Regions from separate parts of the Homo sapiens genome. Here all the other regions are linked to region 3. The links are chromatin contacts, found by Hi-C or POLR2A ChIA-PET in ENCODE. All regions are on one chromosome and are shown on one strand. Each heading gives the region's core, a stretch centred on a gene start or an enhancer-like site at or near the end of the contact. The rest is flanking DNA. Distances are from core to core; before and after follow the strand shown. Region 1 has its middle 45 kb from the start of TESHL. Region 2 overlaps IGFBP-AS1 (IGFBP5 antisense RNA 1). Region 3 holds the start of TNP1 (transition protein 1).

Region 1 (4,124 bases), core at 1,271-3,770, 56 kb after region 3:
CTCTGGCACCAATGAGAACAGGCACGGATAAGAAGGGGCAAGGTGGCCAGGTGCGGTGGCTCACGCCTGTAATCCCAGCACTTTGGGAGGCGGAGGTGGGCGGATCATGAGGTCAGGAGTTCGAGACAATCCTGGCCAACATGGTGAAACCCCGTCTCTACTAAAAATACAAAATTAGCCGGGTATGGTGGCACACACCTGCAGTTCCAGCTACTCAGGAGGCTCAGGCAGAAGAATCGCTTGTACCTAGGAGGCGGAGGTTGCAGTGAGCTGAGATCGTGCCACTGAACTCCAGCCTGTGTGATGGAGCAAGACTCCATCTCAAAAAAAAAAAAAAAAAAAAAGGTGGGGGGGCAAAGCTTCGGTGGAACAAATGGAAGCTTAGACGCCAAGAAAGCATTCCCAATAGGAAAGAGGTGTCCTCCCCGGGAGGGCTATGACAATAAGAGGCTCATGTGTATGGCCCAGGAAGAAGGTTTTCTGTAAAAAAGGCAGGGATGGTTGACTTTTCAAGGCATTTAGCCACCTGAGGGGTCTGCCACCTACTCTCCAAGGGCACTATGTCATGGCTCTTACCAACAGAAAAAAAATCTTAACTCATTTGCTTTGCTGATAGAATGGAAATCCCAGAGGCATGAGGCTTATGCCCAGAAAGTGGCAAAGACTGAGCCAGGTTGAATGCACATCTTCTGACTTCCACCCTGGTTGTATGTGGAAGGCAGCCTCCGAGATGGCCCCCAGTGATCCCTGCCTCCAAGTAGTCACACCCTTGTGGAACCCCTTCATGTTGAGCATGAGCTGGACTTAGAGTAAGTCAGTCTTATTTACACTAGACTTGCTTCTAGTGGAGAAAATACAGCAGAAGCAATAGAATATCACCTCTAAGGTTAGGTTGTAAAAAGACTGAGGCTTCTGTCTTTGGTGCCTCCTCTCTCTCTCTCTCTCTCTCCCCCTCTGTCCCAGGTATTTAATAAAGGTATGTTGATTGACACAGGAATTATTCCATCCATAAGTTGTAACCTTGGTATCGGAGGAAAAAGCAATGTAGGACTAGATGTCATCTCTGCAGCGGGAATAACTGGACTGAGGTATTCAGTAAGCAACATTCTCTGCATCTGGGATTCTATGGACATCAACACTCACTTGCACACAGATGGTTTCTCTTTCCCACCCCCATTCTCAGTGTGTGAAATCATTCCAGCATCTAAACTGCCATCTTCATGCATGGTACCTCAACTCTGTGCTCAGGAGCCAGAATAATCCATGCAGCCAAGTCTGTGCCCTGGCTGAATGAGAGAGGATGACTGGAGGCTAGATTCACCAGCTGGGAGAGCCCATGGTTACTTTTCTGGCTTTGTCCTCACCCAGCATGACAAAGCACCAGCAACTATGGGCTGCCCCAGAGGGCACTGGAGGCATCTGACCTTTTCATCCCTAGGAGTCCGTGGTCTTAAGAGAAGAACGACATAATGGCCCTCTGTTCTTAGTGGGCTCTGCTGAGTTAAGCTGGGTTGATGGAGAGAATGGTAAAAGCCCTGGGGGAGCAAGGGTCCCCGAAGGTCATCTTACCCATTCTTCTGCCTCTGGGAAGGGTAGCTAATTAGCAACTTAGTAGGTCAAAGATGCAATGAGAAGGTGAGTCTGATCACCCTTTACTTTGGGATGTACAGAAAGGAAGATTCTACAGTTTCCTTAGTTAATAATCTGGTACCTCATGTCCTGGATGCTCAGTTCTTCCTGCTTCTCTTTTCATCCAACGGTTCCCTGTTTTTGTCCAAGCAACCTTATTCTGTCTGAGGTTCAGCTGATTCTGGAGACTAAATCTTCATAGCCATTAAAGAATTGCTTTTGGCCCCTGCCACACTCATACTTCCTCAGACTTCATCTTGAAGGTTTTCATTAAGAACAGAATTTATGTAACTAAAGTCTGGGCAAGGCATAGATGATGAGGAGGTGACAACGATAAACAGATAAGTTAGGGACTTCAGGAACTTCGATGCCATGCGAATCCTTTGGCCGTAAGCATCTTTCTATGTCACTTGAGGAGTTTGGATGTGTGCAGAAGCTCAAGAAGATAAGTGGTCAAGAGAAGATCACCTCGGTCAAGGCAGATCTAAGTCCAATACATGGACTTTTGCCTTTTTGTCTTGTAGTCTTTCCAAAGATGTCAGTTTCGTAGGCCTGAATCACTGTACAGGATGTGACTGCTTGCTTTTCTGGAGAGAAAAGAGGAAAATAAAAATCCCATCCTTTCTCAAAAAATAAGAGTAATAAAGCTCTTTAGTCTCATTAAACAGGCGTGTTGGACTTCAAATAACTCTCATCACATAACATGTTGATGAGTTAAGTGTTAATGAATCAGAAACATATGGATACAATTTCCCTGAAAATACACAAGGGTTTTGGAATCAAGGGGAGTCACCCCTACCGCCAGCCCTGCCCACCTCCTTGGCTCTGGGCTCAGGAGTTAGGATCTTGCCTCCCCTCCTGGGCTCACTGATGGGGCTGCTCCCTTTCTGGCCACCCAGACTGCTCTCAGCTTCTCCCTGGAATTCCTCCTCTCCTGTGGCTTAGTGGCCAAGTGGCAGGGGTGGGCTGAGAGATGAAAGGTCAACTGCTGAGAGAAATGAATGACACAGGGAAGAGAGGCCCGGGAGTTGTCGGCCCAAGTGCTCAGGAGATGGGCCACGTGCTGTGTGCGGGAGGGACCCGTGCTGGCGGCTACATGCTGGCTTCAGGTCTGGGGCTCTTCGGAAAGTAGTTTAAGATGTTTTCTTTCTTTCCAAGCAATATGAAATTCTCTTGATCCGTACTCACTGATTTGTGTTTTCCGGGTTGCCAGGGTTTCCTGGAGATTGCGCCTGCATCTTTGCAGGGGCTGGGACAGACAATTCGGAACTCACCAGGACGGGCACTTCTGAGCAGAAATCATGCCTTGGGGTCACCTCAACTTTTCAGAGTATGTCTCACTTGCCTCACACAAAATCCCACTGCCTTCCATGCCAGGTTAAAGTGGCTTAAAGTAGATGAAAGGACTTGCCTGTGGACCTGGGAGTTCTGCAGCCCGACCCAGCTTCCAGTGAACAGTTTCAGAGCTGGGCAGTGTCTGTGGAGTGAGGGGCCCAGTTCCTTCTTTCTTCTTGCCTGAGGTTCTCAGATGGTTGACTGTCACCCAGGCAGACCCAATAGTGGCGCATAGGGACACACTCCATGCAGGAGTGTGGATGATCCCCATATTAGATTCTTTAAGCCCCATCCTAAATTCATTTTGGGTTCCCTCAGAGTATACCTTGAAGAGAGAATTGTGGTGCAATGATTTATTCATGAGGTGATTCCAGGAAGCATGGTAGAAAATAGGGAATGTTGGGCCTGATGTGGTGGCTCATGCCTGCAATCCCAGCACTCTGGGAGGCCGAGATGGGTAGATCACCTGAGGTCAGGAGTTCGAGACCAGCCTGGCCAATATGGTGAAACCCTGTCTCTACTAAAAGTATAAAAATTAGCTGGGCATGGTGGCGTGCGCCTGTACTCTCAGCTACTCAGGAGGCTGGGATGGGAGAATTGCCTGAACCTAGGAAGTGGAGGTTGCAGTGAGCTGAGATCGCACCACTGCACTCCAGCCTGCGTGACAGAGCGATATTCCATCTTAAAAAAATAGGGAAAGTGGGATGTGGGAAGCAGATGTGTTAATGAGTGGGTTGTTTGTGTGGGCACCTGGGCTCAGTCTGGATGGGGATATTTGGAGAGGCACTCCCTCTAGGAGGAAACTGGGTGTTTATTTACCAACTCCCATTCCTCATGGGTTGCTTCTGAGACGCTCACCTCTGTGCTCTCAACCCGCTCCATGTGTAAGTAGATCATATTCCTGAGGCCAGAGAAAGCCCCAGGGCAGAGAGATGATGGTGGCTGAGGTAGGAAGCTGTTGGAGTGGCTGTGGGTGACCTTCAGGGAGGAAGAAGGGAAGAGGGGCTGGCACAGACATCATCTCCTGCAAGGGTCTGGATGTGCTCCCACTCCCCTTCTTTCTGCTTTTTGAGACTGATTCACTTCTCAATCAAGTCTTGGATGCAGAAGGAAAGAAGGGAGCAAAATAAATTAGGTACCCCCAAATGCGCTTGTTTGTG
Region 2 (4,121 bases), core at 1,171-3,670, 55 kb before region 3:
CCTTTGTTCTGAAGGATATAGGGAGGCCCTTCAGTAAGAAAATCAGTCTGAATTTCTGTTTTTCCCTCCAGAATGACAGTGGCCCCTTCTGTTGGGTTTGCAACATTTACTCTGGAAGCCCCCACTGCACGCTTACCCTAATCATCTGCAGGTCTTGGCTGAGCATTTAGAGATTCAGAATACCATATTGGGTACAACAAGGGTCTCCTGGAGCCAAAAAGATACAAACTTTCAATCCCACTGGTTAGGGTTGGAAGGAAGACAAATACACAGAAGATTCTGTTGTTCCGATGAAAGGGATCTCTGTGTCTGCACAGCGATGACAGGGAATGGTGTTTGGTCTCAAACAGCACGTTTCTGACCCGATTGACTTGGAAGATGGGCTGCTCTTGCATTGCGGCCCATGCCAAGGTCACGGGGACACATGACCACTGCAGGGAAGGAAGATCTGTATTCTCTGGCGAAAATTCACATGAGTGGGGAAGGAGAGGAGGAGGTGGCATGCAGAGAGAGGGGCCATCCCACTTTGCAAATCCCTCCTCCAGCTTTGTCACTGCTCCCCACCCCTCAAGTTAGAAGCACCAGCAGCATGGGCCAGACCAGGGCCAGCTGATTCTGTGGCCTGTTTATACCCTGTAACCAGAGCCTGTTCTCAAAGAGGCTGCCTGACAGCTGCAGATGTAAGGGGATGGACCAACACTTCCAGAGATTGAGTGACGCGTGCTGGTGTCCATCTCAGGGGCAGCTTAGCCTGACAATCTTCTCAAGCCAGGGGATGGGAGTGGGAAAAGGTGGAGCAGGCTACCAGTTAGTGCTCATGGTGGCGGGACCTTGGAGCCTGCTATTGAGCTTGTGTGCTCCCTCCAGCCCCTAGTCTGCCAATGGGATTGCTTTCTTCAGGGTCAAGGCAGGTGAAAGAGGAGTTCTGCATGTTTCATTGGTTTATTTTTCCCACTCTTTATCTTTGTCATTACAGAAAACAAAAAGAACACATGATGAGGCTCTGGGTCAGCCAGGATTCTAGATTCTGCTGCCAGACACATCTTACAAGGGTAGAGTGCTTGTTTCCTCATCCCAACCCCAAGCTTCTCCTCAAAGGTCAGCCTTTCTTTCTTCCCCTCAGCTCTGGGAGGCAGTAGCAGGGACCTCCCTCCACTCAGCCCAGCCTGGACTCCCAGCCAGGAGGCTGGGGCAGTGAACCCCACCGCTAGGGTCTGGTGAGGCTGAAAATTCTTCAAGCCAGGCCATCTTACAGGCCTTTCTACAGCTGTGTCCCGACCCTCTATGCCTCTGCAATTTCATATCCTAATCCTTTTGGGTCAGGCTCCCTCCACCTTCATCTTTCTTTTGTGTCTTTCATAAATTGGTCCTGTAGCAGCTGCTCCTGCCCCTGCCCAGCCCCCAGTCGTGGGTGCCCTGGAGAGTGGGTATACATCGTATCCTGGCTCTCTATGTTCACACCTCTCATGATATTTGCAGATGGTTAACATGTTCTTTCCTTTAGTTTCCCGCTCCCCGCCACTTTGGCCAGGGTCGGGGTTGTGGCGGGGGGGGGGGGTGGGGGCGCGGGCGGGCAGGAAGGGAGAGGCAGATTTAGCTCATGCTGGAGCCCAGCCCTGGCACAGCCTGTGACCCGCTGCTCTCAGGGCAGCATGCCAGTGCGCCCTTTTACTGTCCTGGCCTGTCCGCTTTCTGATGGCAGCCGTGGCAGGAGTGGGGGTGGAGCTCATGGGGTTGGCTGGGTTTGTTCAACAGCTGCCTCAGAAAGGAAAAGGCGAGGGTGAGACTAGAGGGTTTGGGGAAAACAACACAAAGCAAGGCGTAGAGGTTTGGAGATTAGAGTTCAAGTCCATGCATGGTCACCAACCAGCTGTGAGAACTCAGTTTCTTCATAATTTAAAATGGGAATGATGAAAATTCACGCTTCTTGGAGTGGATGTCAGAATCATGGACATCAGGGCAGGGGGAAGATGCTTGTCAAATTGTTTTCTTAGGGTCTGGCTCATAGTTTGTATTGGCAAAAATGAAAGAAGAAAGGAAGGAAGGAGAGAAGGAAGGAAGTAGAGAAGGAAAGGAGAGAAGGAAGGAAGGAGAGAAGGAAGGAAGGAAGGAGAGAAGGAAGGAAGGAGAGAAGGAAGGAAGGAGAGAAGGAAGGAAGGAGAGAAGGAAGGAAGGAGAGAAGGAAGGAAGGAAGGGAGGGAGGAAGGAAGGGAGGAAAGGAGGGAGGGCAGAACTTTCTGGGGCTCCTGTCTTTTCAAGCACTGAAATCTGAAGCAAACTAGACTTAGAGGCTGCTGAGTCTGCAGGTTCTGGCCCCAGGATTCGCTGGGTCTTTGCACTTGGTCACTCAGTGATGAGCTCTTTTGTCTATTTTCTTCCCATTGATCAGAGTCTCCGAGAGCAGAGGGAGCACATCCCCTGACACCTCGCACATGACAGTTGCTTCATCAGTGCTGGTTGTGCTCCTGAGAACTCAGCATGGAGAGAGGCCTAGTCCCCGCTCCCCTGCTCCCAATTGCTCTGTGACTCATTCTCACGGCTCGCCCTTCAGGTTCTCGTTCTTGAATTTCTCCTGCTCCCTCCCACTCCCAGTCCTTTGCCATGTCTCCCCTGTGCCTGGAACACTTTTTGATGCAGGTCACCTCCAGGACTCTGCCACTTTCAAGTTGAGTGTTCCAGGTAGGTCACTGAACCCCTCTGAGTTTCAGTGTCTTTATCTGTAAAGATAAAAACTAGACATAACCTTTGGCTGACTGGGAGAGTTGGGATTGGATAAGGCAAGTACTGAGTCCAAGGCCTGGCTCTGAGTCCCTGCCCCAGGGACAGCAGCTCCTGTGATTTTGGTTCATCATGGTAGGTCCCTCCTTCTCTCTCTCTTCTTGGGAACTGCCACCATCCTTTCTGTTCTTTAACCTGCTTCTCCGCCAATAAAGGCAGAGTGGAACACTCTCTTCCTGGCTCCTATTTCCTCGCTGCCTCCAAAGACAAGCCTGTCACCTCCCCACCCCGCCTGCCCACATCTTTGTTTTACTAAATGAAGGAATAATTATAAAAATTTTAGAACTTCATCAGGTCCTACAAGCATACACCTGAATGATAACTTCCCTGTTGGGATAATAGCTAGAAACTCTGTTGGGTGTTTGCCTCTTGCTCGAATTCCTTATTTTATTTTATTTTGAGCAAAAACACACATTTATTTACTAACCAAAGGCTGATCCTAATCTAAGCCAACACTTTAAAATAGCTGCATGTAAAATATTTGTGATGAAGATAATTAAACACAGTAATGAAAAAAATAAAAACAAAAACAAGCAGGATGGAGATATGTTCATTGAACTGAAATTGTTCCTTCTCTCAGCTAATTGCTCTCCAAAGCAGTAAGGAAATTTTTATTCTGCTTTTTTTATTTTCACAGATCTGAGTACAGGTGACATTGTTCATAATGCATTCCATCCCTGCTTTTTTGTCTCCCACTTTTCTTCTTCTTGCGTTTTTCTTTCCTCATCCCATTCCCAGTGTTGAACCAATGCACGCTTTGTAAAGTTGCAGACAAATAGTCTGAGTTTTTTCTGCCATCACCTGTAGTTCTTTCATACTTCTCTCCAAGTTTAGAAGAAAACCGTGTTGTTTTCAGAGTGCTCTTGGTTTTTATAGTGAAGCTTTTGCCATCAGAGATGGCACCATCTGGTTTAGTCATTGCACCAATTTTGCAGGGCCATTCTCATCCCTGTTTCTTTGAGGTATTTCCTCTCTGCTGGGCGCCATCTTCCTAGCAGCTGCTGAGTGGTGACTATGGTTGGCAGATGGCCTTGCAAGGTGGTCAGAGTCGAGGAGGTATACTCTCCTGTTTGAATTCTTTTTTTTTTTTTTGAGACAGAGTCTCGTTCTGTCACCAGGCTGGAGTGCATTGGCGCCATCTCGGCTCACTGCAACCTCCGCCTCCGAGGTTCAAGTGATTCTCCTGCATCAGCCTCCCGAGTAGCTGGGACTACAGGCATGTGCCACCTTACCCAGCTAATTTTTGTATTTTTAGTAGAGACGGGGTTTCACCATGTTGGCCAGGATGGTCTTGATTTCTTGACCTTGCGATCCGCCTGCCTTGGCCTCCCAAAGTGCTGGGA
Region 3 (4,313 bases), core at 628-3,127:
ATGTTTTTCACATGAACTTGAAAACAGCTCTGAATCAGCATGCTCATTCTTAGGGTTATGGAAGAGTGAGGACTTGAAATATTTTACCCCAACAAGTGAAATAACTTATCTGAAAAATGAACATGCTTTTTTTTATTGCATTTCTAGATTCTGACCCACAGGAACACCCCTTGCCACCCCTTATAGGACCAACATCCTGGTACCCACACATTTGCATGAGGCTCAGACTTAATAGTGTCCTCTTCCCATGTCTCACACCCCTGACTGCTGGAAACTTCGTGTCTAACCTCATGCCCCCTCATTCCTTCCTGCTTATACCCTTTCCTGGTTACTTCCCCAGAAACCACGTGGGTGGTTGGTTCTTGAGTTTAAATATGAGTCTCATTTCTACCCTGGAGCTACCTCTGAGGCAACAGGAAACAAGAAAAATACGATCCACCTCTGAGTGGGTGAATGTCATATCCTTGACCAGAGACATCATAAATTGTGTTACAACTCAGGGACAAGGTAAAGTGAGGGCTTAGGAATTTCCTAAATGAGCAGAACCAGCTCTATCCCTAAAGTCAGTTCTCTCTCTCTCTCTCTGTCAAATGATCAATACTCAGATTGAGACAATTCCTACTTCTAGGCACACTGGACTAAGGCTTATGGCATGCTACGAGGCAATATCCCACTCTTCAGTCTTGCCCACCTCAAGCCCAACATAGCTACCAAAATAACCTAAAGAAATCTAAACTCTCATCACTTCCACTGTTACCAATAGGATCCTTTACAAAGAACATGTTGGTCTCTGTTCAGAAGGTGTTCCCATCTCTTAGCCTGCTAATACTGCCCATATGATCAATGAATTAAGAGCTTCTAAGAGCTCCTCCAGGTGATCTCTATCTCCGGGCCAAGTCTTTAGATTTAGTTTAGCTTTCAACACCTCTATGCTATAAGCTCTGACGAAAACAGCTTGCATCCTTTGGTTTAAGCTCTAACAAAAACAGCTTGAATCCTTTGGTTAATGCTAATGAATGCATTTCTCCCTTTTTTATCTCTTCTCCCTTTCCATGTTGAGGAGAGAGACAGCACACTGGGATGAAGACAAATACGGCAATAGTGTGTGGCCAGAGTAGGACCACCTCCCACGGTGGTGGGAGGGAATTGGAGGACAAATTACTTTTGATATTTTCCAAGTCACATTTAATGGTTTCATACTGGCCAATTCTTCCCCAAACCCACCTAGCTCAGGAACTCAAGTCTTTCCAACCAAAAGATCAAAGTAAACATTTCTGCTTTCAAAGTTTTATTGAGATGTTGGGGAAAAACAGCCAACATATACATTCCTCATTTCGTCACAACTGGCATTTGATCCACATTCCATAGGCTCCTCTCTGGCTTTGATCTAACATCAGGTCTCCTTGGCAGTTCCCCTTCTGCTGTTCTTGTTGCTGCTTGGTGCTGTGTGAAGCGCACCAGGGCAGAGCCCGCTGGGGGCTCACAAGTGGGAGCGGTAATTGCGATTGGCTGTGGGAAAGGACAGGTTTGCAACAGAGACACGAATTAGAACATTCCCATCAAGACTCTTGTTGCTCAAATCTGCATTTAGTTATTGGAAATAATCTCAGGCCAAGATTTCAGGGTCCTGTGAGAGCTGCCTCCAAGAGGGAGGGCCTGGCAGCAATGTGTGCCTAAGTTTGGCAATCTCCTCCCCATCCCTCACTCACCGTCATCGCCCCGTTTCCTACTTTTCAGGTTGCCCTTACGGTATTTTCTTTTGCTGCCACCTCTCTTGACTCCCTTGTGAGGAGATCGGCTCTTGCTCCTCCTCATGCCATGACTCTTTAATTTGCGGCTGGTCGACATGGTAAGTTCTGCCAAAATGAGGGGCTTTGCAAGGCCCGGGGGCCAGGAGTCTGGGTATTTAAGGCCTTGGCCATTGTGACAGGGAAGGGGCATGGCTCAGCAGGTGGGCGGGGCTCTACTGTGCTGTCACTCACCTTTGCTGCACTTTGGTCACATTTGTGAAATAAGGTGGTCCTTTTCGTGCAGCTCAAGGGCTGCCCTCAGTTTTGAGGTCCTTTTTATGTTAAGTGAGGCTTTCCCAGAGAGGTGTTATTGAGAAACTGAATCCCAGCCCTGTGCCAGGCATTGGATGAGTACAAGAGACCATTCAGATATGCTTCTCCTGCCTGTAGGAAATGTAACAGTCATTGAGTGTGTGTGTATGCATGACTGTTTAAGTCTCTCACAGCATCCAGAGATAATAAATTTATTTCTGTAAGGACTTGACTCTACAGAACCCAATTCAATATGATCAAAATAGAAATATTCCTTCTTTTTCATCTAGGTCAGGATTTCTCAGTCTTGGCACTGTTGACACAATGGGCAGGGTAACTTTCAGTGGGCTGTCTTGTGCACCCTAGGATGTTTGGCAACATCCCTGGCCATTACCCACTGGACACCAGAGAAGCCTGGCAGCTATGACAACCCAAAATATTCCCAAACATTGCCACCTGTTTCTTTGGGAGGCTGGGGAAGTGAGGGAAAAAATGGCTCTGGTTCAGAACAATTAACCTAATCATTTTTTAAAATTCAGTCACAGATATTGATCACATAGCATATGCCATACATTTAGGTGGTAGAAAATTAGTGGAGGATAAACACACGTAGATACTGTGCTCATGGAACTCTCAGCCCACTGGGGAGAAAGCCATTCATCAGATGTCTACATAAATCAGTGAGTAAGTACTTACGGAGTCATTTTGGCTGGAGAAGGGCAGAGGGAAACTCCCTACATGGTACAGGATGAGGCTGGAGGGAGAGACAGAGATCAAACCATGATCAAGTACATTGGGAAGCCTTTAAAAATGTTAAGAGGATGGCATGTGAGATTAGAGGGTGCCAAGTGGGTGATGTATTGACTGGAGGAGCTGTGTAAAGGGAGATGCTACTGTCAACATCAATGGTTCAGCAGAGAGAAAGATTTGATGATGGTTTAGGTCTGGCCAGGAAAGGTGTTGATTGAGATCTAAAGTAGACAAGAGACCAAGGCTTGGTGACGGATTGAATTTGGGAGGTGAAAGCAGATGGTGTCAAGGGTGTGGCTTTTGTTTCTGTATAATGCAGTTATCTGGATGCTGGTGCCATTCATGGGGATAAAGGCCAGACATGGGGAGAGTGATGATCATGTACTTGGTATAAGACATACCAGCTTTGAAGTGCCTTTGACACTTACAAATAGATATATTGAATGATTATTGGTGTATAAGTCATCCAGCCTTTCCTTTTTCCTCCATTACACCTCATAGTAAATGCTTTGCTTTTGAAAATGTTTCTTTCTTTTTTTTTTTTTGAGACCGAGTCTTCTCTTTTGCTCAGGCTGGAGTGCAGTGGCACAATCTTGGTTCACTGCAACATCTGCCTCCTGTGTTCCAGCAATTCTCCTGCCTCAGCCTTCTGAGTAGCTGGGATTACAGGCGTGTGCCACCATGCCTAGCTAATTTTTGTATTTTTAGTACAGACAGCGTTTCGCCATGTTGGCCAGGCTAGTCTTGAACTCCTGATCTCAGGTGATCTGCCCACCTTGGCCTCCCAGAGTGCTGGGATTACAGACGTGAGCCACTGTGCCCGCCTCATTCGGATTTCTATAGAACTTGTTTGCTATTTCTTCCATTTGTCTCTCCTCTCTCCATTGTCATTACCCTCATTCAAGAACTGAGCATCTTGTATGCAGGAGATCCTTAGCAAAAGTTGGTTGAATAGAAGAGCGAAAGTAGTTCAAGTCCCACTCCCTGGTTTTCTGATATCTATAGATGGCAAATTGAGTTTTGAAACCCAGATTCCTTGTATAGCCACCATATGTGACACTTTCCATTTTCCTGCTTCTGGGCAGGTCTCTCTGGAGACCTTCTATTGGTGACTTGTTGGTGACTTTTATTCACATGAAGAAGTTCTATAAAACAGGCTGCTGGCTTGCTTGTTGGTAGTCCAGACCTTCTGCGTCCACTCAAGGCTGGTTGTTTCTCCTACAAACATGCCCCCATGAAAGCAGGGACCTCTGTGAAAGCAGGAATTGAGAAATTGGGCTCACTACTGAATATTCCCTGGGAGTTCATCAGTCCTGCCACAGAATAGAAGCTCAGTAAGTATTTGTGAAATACATTTGGTCAATGAATAAAAAGTCCTTCTTTTATTTTTCTAACTATCCTGTTCCTTCCCATTTTGCCCCACATCTCTAAGGAAGACTTCCCAACTTATCAAATTTTCACTGTCCTTTGAAACTTCTTCAAAGTTTATTGTCTGTATAATATTGGCTTTAAAGTCTAGAC

Evidence for each region. Hi-C counts contacts between places; a loop is a spot of excess contacts on that map. ChIA-PET counts read pairs that join two places held with the same protein, here RNA polymerase II (POLR2A). Pooled maps may share reads with other maps.
Region 1: a loop to region 3 is called in a map of heart left ventricle, with 2.3 times the contacts of the local background. The contact joins the enhancer-like site here to the promoter of TNP1 in region 3. A Hi-C loop is called at or near these places in 2 of 168 maps with a recorded cell type or tissue (heart left ventricle and heart right ventricle) and 1 of 50 pooled maps. POLR2A ChIA-PET finds 5 or more read pairs at or near these places in 2 of 52 experiments (A549 and A673).
Region 2: a loop to region 3 is called in a map with no recorded cell type, with 2.8 times the contacts of the local background. The contact joins the enhancer-like site here to the promoter of TNP1 in region 3. A Hi-C loop is called at or near these places in 1 of 168 maps with a recorded cell type or tissue (psoas muscle), 1 of 37 single-sample maps with no recorded cell type and 1 of 50 pooled maps. POLR2A ChIA-PET finds 5 or more read pairs at or near these places in 1 of 52 experiments (activated T-cell).

The regions. Positions count from the first base shown.
Region 1 is chr2:216,913,276-216,917,399 of GRCh38, forward strand. No RefSeq gene overlaps it. Among named protein-coding and RNA genes, the nearest start is that of TESHL, 45 kb to the left of the region's middle. Within about 2 kb of position 2,521, at least 2 of the 41 ENCODE cell types and tissues checked have a DNase peak (open chromatin) inside an H3K27ac peak, as active enhancers do.
Region 2 is chr2:216,802,336-216,806,456 of GRCh38, forward strand. It overlaps IGFBP-AS1 (IGFBP5 antisense RNA 1), which reads left to right. Exons shown (of 6, transcript NR_187138.1): 5 at 977-1,052. It also overlaps the pseudogene FABP5P14. Among named protein-coding and RNA genes, the nearest start is that of TNP1, 56 kb to the right of the region's middle. Within about 2 kb of position 2,421, at least 6 of the 41 ENCODE cell types and tissues checked have a DNase peak (open chromatin) inside an H3K27ac peak, as active enhancers do; they include psoas muscle, where a contact is called at or near this core.
Region 3 is chr2:216,858,187-216,862,499 of GRCh38, forward strand. It overlaps TNP1 (transition protein 1), which reads right to left and starts at 1,878. Exons shown (of 2, transcript NM_003284.4): 1 at 1,710-1,878; 2 at 1,272-1,509. The coding sequence starts at 1,848. The coding sequence ends at 1,481. LOC124906118 (a long non-coding RNA gene) reads right to left here. Exons shown (of 3, transcript XR_007088082.1): 2 at 2,739-2,796; 3 at 2,068-2,174.